2 separate regions of the Homo sapiens genome follow, and region 1 is linked to region 2. Evidence: chromatin loops called from intact Hi-C (ENCODE). Cell type or tissue: thyroid gland. All regions are shown on one strand. Links, peaks and the distances in the headings refer to the core of each region. The heading gives the core; the rest is flanking DNA.

Evidence for each region. Hi-C counts contacts between places; a loop is a spot of excess contacts. Peaks named below come from ENCODE experiments on the same cell type or tissue, not always from the same donor. Only the 100,000 strongest peaks of a DNase experiment are listed, where the experiment ranks them.
Region 1: it touches region 2 in a loop (2.2-fold over the local background); 56 of 110 quality-filtered maps call a loop at or near these places.

Annotation. Positions count from the first base shown.
Region 1 is chr4:76,446,329-76,449,139 of GRCh38, reverse strand. All of the region lies in intron 1 of SHROOM3 (shroom family member 3), which reads right to left. Among named protein-coding and RNA genes, the nearest start is that of SHROOM3, 13 kb to the right of the region's middle. In thyroid gland, for the core only: a CTCF peak has its summit at 1,171; no DNase peak of the experiment used is centred there.
Region 2 is chr4:76,757,475-76,760,285 of GRCh38, reverse strand. It overlaps SHROOM3 (shroom family member 3), which reads right to left. Exons shown (of 11, transcript NM_020859.4): 9 at 591-741. The region is part of intron 1 of SHROOM3-AS1 (SHROOM3 antisense RNA 1); the gene reads left to right. Among named protein-coding and RNA genes, the nearest start is that of SHROOM3-AS1, 44 kb to the left of the region's middle. RefSeq lists a silencer at 1,153-1,222. In thyroid gland, for the core only: a CTCF peak has its summit at 1,797 (motif pointing right); a DNase peak (open chromatin) is centred at 1,761.

The DNA.
Region 1 (2,811 bases), core at 217-2,716, 310 kb after region 2:
TCCTACTCTCAGACGGGAGGGAGAAAATCTTGATTTCATTCAGAGATGCTTGATTCATTCAGAGAAATGAAGTGATGATAAAAGCAGAATGAGACTTTTCAGTCAATTCTGTGGAGAAAAGAGAAAACACACCCATCCCATGAGAGGGTGAAGACCGAAAGAGAGAACTACAAAATATCCTGTCTAGGGATGGATTTCCACTTTCCTTAGTACCCAAGAAAAGATTAAGTGTAAGATTCTATGGGATTCCTTCCGCTTGAATTCCATAGTACAGTGCAATGCTCCAAAGATCACAGATTTTGGAAACAGATAGATCTACATTAGTCTTTAGGGTCTGGCTATCCCTTAGTAAGCATTCTCTAAATGGTGGTCATCTTAGTTTGGATTTCCTCAGAAACAGACCCTGAGACAAGACTTCAAATGCAAGTAGTTTACCTGGGGGTAAAGAAAGCTGACAAGGAAGTGGGAACATGAGGTAGAAAAGGGAAGGCAGCTGACATAGATGTTTGATCAAGCCAGCTACAACTGTGGGCAACTGGAGTTGGATTCTGAAGAAATTCTAGGTGCTAGTGGAAAACATACACCTTAGAGTCATCCCATCTGAGAGATGAAAGAACTAAGCTGCTTACGTACCAACTCCAGTTGGTCATGGAGGGTTGCTCTTGGTGTCATTACTGTGGCAAAGGGCTTCCAAGCAAAGAATTGCAGATGCTGACAGCTGGAAGTCCAGCCAATGCACACAGAAATGAAGGTGAGGAAATGTGGACGGGTCAGTTGCAGTGGTATAAGAAGAAAAAACGAGAACATGCTCCTTTAGGGTGCAGTGACCTCATCTTCTGTTGTTTCCCAGTGCTGTCAGATTTTAGGCACTCAATAAATGATGTGTTGACTAAATATGATAACTAATGAATGAAATGAGTTAGCTTTAAATCTTGGCTCCATCTTTTATGAAAAACCTCTTTCCTCATATATAAAAACAAATCTCATTCCACAAAATAATAAATAAAAGAATCTAACATAGTACCTGACCCACAGCAGACTGACACATATAAATAATGCTCTATAAATAATTTTATTTATTTAAATATAAATAATGTATTTTTTTCTTTTTTATACCATGGAATCCTCCTCTGTTTATTTTGCCTTCTCTGTTAAAGAAGCAAGGTGGCAGTAGTACTTTGCAGGGCCTGAGTTCAGAAATTTGCAATATGTGTTGGCCCAGTGGAGGGGGTCTACACCAACTGTCCTTCTTAAAGGTCAAATTTATTGACTTACATATGTAGGGGAAACTGTGATAGTAATGCTTTCAAGGGAGTGCCAACAACTGATTTAATTGTAGACTTTGAGCCAAGAGCAACACCATGCAACTATGAATGTAGTCCTAAAGAATAACACTCATTCTCTTAACCTTCCTCCTGCTGCCTTACACTTAGATCAATGGCTGCCTTGTTTTTGCCCTGCTACTCACTAGCTGATACTCAAAAGTAAAAATATAAAAAATAAACAAAAGCAAAAGCAAAGCATGAGAGAAAAGAGTCTATTTTCTGCCTTCTCATTCTCAAAAGTTTGCACACTCTCCTATTCTTTTAATTGTCTATCTCAACGCCCAACATGTATATTTATTTCTGGAATGCAGCCAGATCCTGGGTCTGAATTCCAGAAGCTCATTTCCCAGTTTCCATGAGACAAGGCCTCAAAAATGTGAACCTCTCAGAGGACACATGCAAGATGATAAAAGCTTACATTGTACCCACACAACTTCTTTCATTAAAAATTTTAACTTTTCAAAGGAAAAGAGAAAGGCAATTGATTCTAGAGTCCAATTTTTCTTCTTACCTTCTAGCAAATGTGTGGCTCAGGATACACTTTAATATACAAAGTGCTAAGCACTTTGACTAACCTGAAGAATGCTTATTTCCACTTAAATTGCCTGGGTTTTGACTTCAAATTCATGTCACAATGATTTTTAAATTTTGAGATCTTTAGAATACTAGGATCTGTCTGTACCAGGTTTCCAGGAACCAAGAATGAGTGAGAGATGAGGCCAATTGAACCAAGACCCTAGCAGGTAGCAATGGCTTTGAGGGTAACAACTGTACGTGAAGTTCCCAGGATCGTGCCAAGAGAGTGTACTATTAGGAAAGCCGGCGAGTAGGCCTTGCAGGGAAAGTGAATGCTAGTGACCATCATGAAACCAGAGCAGACAGATTGAGCGTGGACACAGCCAACTCAGCAGTAGATGAAGCTGGATGAGCACAGCAGATGTACTACATTTTGAACTAAGCAAGGGCTAGAAAGGGACAACCAAAATGAGATAAAGTTTGGTGTAAAGAGCACTCCTTCATAAAAGACCATCAGTTGTGGTGCCCAGCTCATAACCGGGGCTCATCAGCATGTCGGGAGGCATGAACCTCATGTGCCCCAGCAGATCATTGTTCTATCAGTTTGCAACTTATGTCTGATTCCCTCTTTTAACTGGTTTCAGTCCCTGTTAGCTTTAAACCATCTAATGTTCGTCTAGTATTTCTCCTTGAGTACCAGGCCTTGGGGGTTGAGGTTTTTTCATGGCCTATCCATGTGATGGGATATACCCCACCCAAACAACCAGAGTGGTCAGAGTCTAGCAGAAGTAAAAAGCAGCAGGAAGCAGCACCTGGGAAGATGCAGAGAGCCCAGTTGAACTCCCAGTGTTAATAGAAGTAGATGTGCATCCCCCACCGCCGCCATTTCACCGAGCAGGGCACCTTAAGGATGCCACCAAGTTGACTGACTGTTGCACACAGTTCATGCATTCCACTTTTTTTTTTTTTT
Region 2 (2,811 bases), core at 255-2,754:
TCTTAACATTTGAAATCTCTGTAGGAGTATCAAATGCTAACAACTAGATTCCAGCACTGCACTTTCAAGCTATTCGCTGAAGTCCCTCAAAAAGGGCTGGGGAAGATATAAAGGTTAATATTACTTTTTCTCAGAAGTGTCATTTAACAATTGGCCTCCTTCCCTAAAAAAAGTTTCTAGATTTTAAAATTTTCCTTTTGACTATGAAACAAGAAAATTACACACACCGTTGGCACTGGCCAACCAGCAGCTGAGAACAGTGTCGGGGTCCTGGTGCTGGATTAGGAGGCTAGGGACTTGGGTTCAAGTCCTGGCTATGAGACTTCTAATAATCCCTCTAAGCTTCACTTCTGTTATTTGTAAAAACGAAAAGTACAGTAGCTTACCTGCCCTGCCTACTCACAGAAAAGCTAAGAGGAAATTAGTTAAAGTGCCATGTAAATCCAAAGTCTAATGATTTTGGTGCAATCTGGTGATGTGACAGGTCCTTTCCCCACCTGCCTCAAGAGGCCCAGTCACCACGCTGATTACATGGACCTTGTCAATTTTTCTGAGGAAAGCTGAACAAGGGCATCCCATTCTTTATTTACCTTCTTTTCATTGACATCTGCCTGTTCCTCTTCCTCATTCACTTCTGCTGGCATCTCTTTGATTTTGTTCAGTAGCTCAGCCTTGGGAGCAGACACACTGTAGTAGGCAGGGCAGTTAACCAACATGCTCACTGCTTCCTTGTCTTCATTCCTGGGCCAAAAAGAGCACAAAGTATAGCCACACAGATCACGCCAGAGGCTTTGTTTCACTGCAGATGTCAGTCCATTCAGAAGTGCGTAACAATTCTATTTAATTTCTTTCCCAGAAATTAGGATAAACTAGTAACTGTTAACTAATGAGTGATTACTATGTACAGGGCTGTTGAAGCCAGGCAAACTTGGGATGGAAAACCACCAAAAGCAGCATTAGGGATGACAGTGGGAGTCAAGGCTATGGCCTCGCCAGCTGACTCTGGAGAAGACATTTAACCTCTCTGCTTTTGTGATTCATATAAGAACGACACTGACTCCTTATTTCAGAGAAAGGCAGTGTGGAACCATGACTCAATCAATGTGAAAGTATTTTCAAGGTGCTGCACAAACCTCAGGTTTTAGGTCAATTATTTCCTATACTCCTTTGGTTACATGTAATCTTTCTAGTGCCTACTATGCACTGTTGCTTGAACACACAAAATTTTTCCTTCTCAAGTGTGCCTGCTATCCCATATAATCCTGGGAAATCTGCAGTTTGCTGGTCCGCAGTGAACTAATACAAGATATAAAATCTACTCATTGATAATATAATAGGGATGTTTTAAGGCTGAAGAAAAAACTCAGAATTGAGAAACCTGCTATCTAGTAGTTCTCTGTTTTACCACATTTGAGTTGCCTTTCAGCCTATAATTCATATCCTACCCACTGAATAAATGACTCTATGGAAGTACGATTCTCTTGGAGAGGAACTTTATTTAATCTTGTGATATTATTTAACATCTAGCCCATCATTTTACTATGAAATTAGGAACCACACACACAAAAAATCATCTTTACTAGTTTCCTGCTTGATAACTGTCCCAGTAAGCAACAATGACCACATTTAATCCAGTTAATTGAAAGACAGGGAAAAGATTTTCTGATACATTTTTGTTTGTTTTTGTTTTCAGATATGTCCACCGCATTACAAATGGGATTCTCTGGCATCTGACCAACCCTCACAATGGCTACTGGCCATCTCATGCCCAACAGGACAATGCTTATTTCCACCAGGAGATGGCGCATGCCTTTTTTTTTTTTTTTTTAAATCCCCAGGAAGGTCTCAGTGCTGCAAAAGCTCCATGACCATTCTGCTTCTAAACTGACGGAGCAAACATATATTTCCAGTGGTAATGCTAGGAAATACTTTGCTAAGGATGTTACTTTGGTCCTTCAGCCAGTGGTCAGAGAACAGAATGACCATACTGCAACCACCCATGGTGAACTGACTGGCACACCTACAAAAATCTTATCTTTGGGGTCCCCATAGTACCCAGTGGATTGCCTTGCACATTGTAGGTGCTCAGTATGTGTTTGCTAAAGACATGACCCTGGATAAATCACTTCACCTCAATTAGTCTGTTTCCCAAATCTGAAAATAAAAGCAGTGAAATGGACAAGGTGACAGTTAAGGCCTTGAATCAGAAGAGCCTCTGACAATGTGACAAATAGCTTGTAAGTATCACATAGCTCTTTCCTTTCTCTCTCCCCCATAAAATGAAACGTGGTGTTCCTGTTAGTAATTTAGTTAGGATCAGTTGGAAATTTTTAAAATGCAATCCCAAATTTGGATAAAATGTTCTGTTTTTATTTAGTCTGGAAGCCACTAACTGCTGAGTCCCAGACTGTCAATCCACAAAGATTTCACTGAAAATTTAAGAGAAAATGAAAGCTACTCAGTCTTTCTCATAGTAGTCTTTTAAGGAAATAAAACATGCAAGAAAATACTGCAGTAACCCAGGAGAAATGAAAAGCACAGACTGCACACTGGGACACGTGTTACATGGCTGGCTCAAGGAGCTTCAGAAGCAGAGGCTCACGGACTGGGCCAAACCAGACAGTGCGCTCCTACTCAGACCTTTCCTGATTTTCAGGATTTGCGCCAACACCCACCTTAATGCCTCAGAGGTAAGGGTCAGTGTAGTACACGAATCTATTTCTCTAGGCTCTCCTCCTTACAAAGCCCTTCCCCTCTCAGTCTTGGCAAGACGTTGGCCACGCTCACCACTTCCACTTGCTCCTTTCCCAG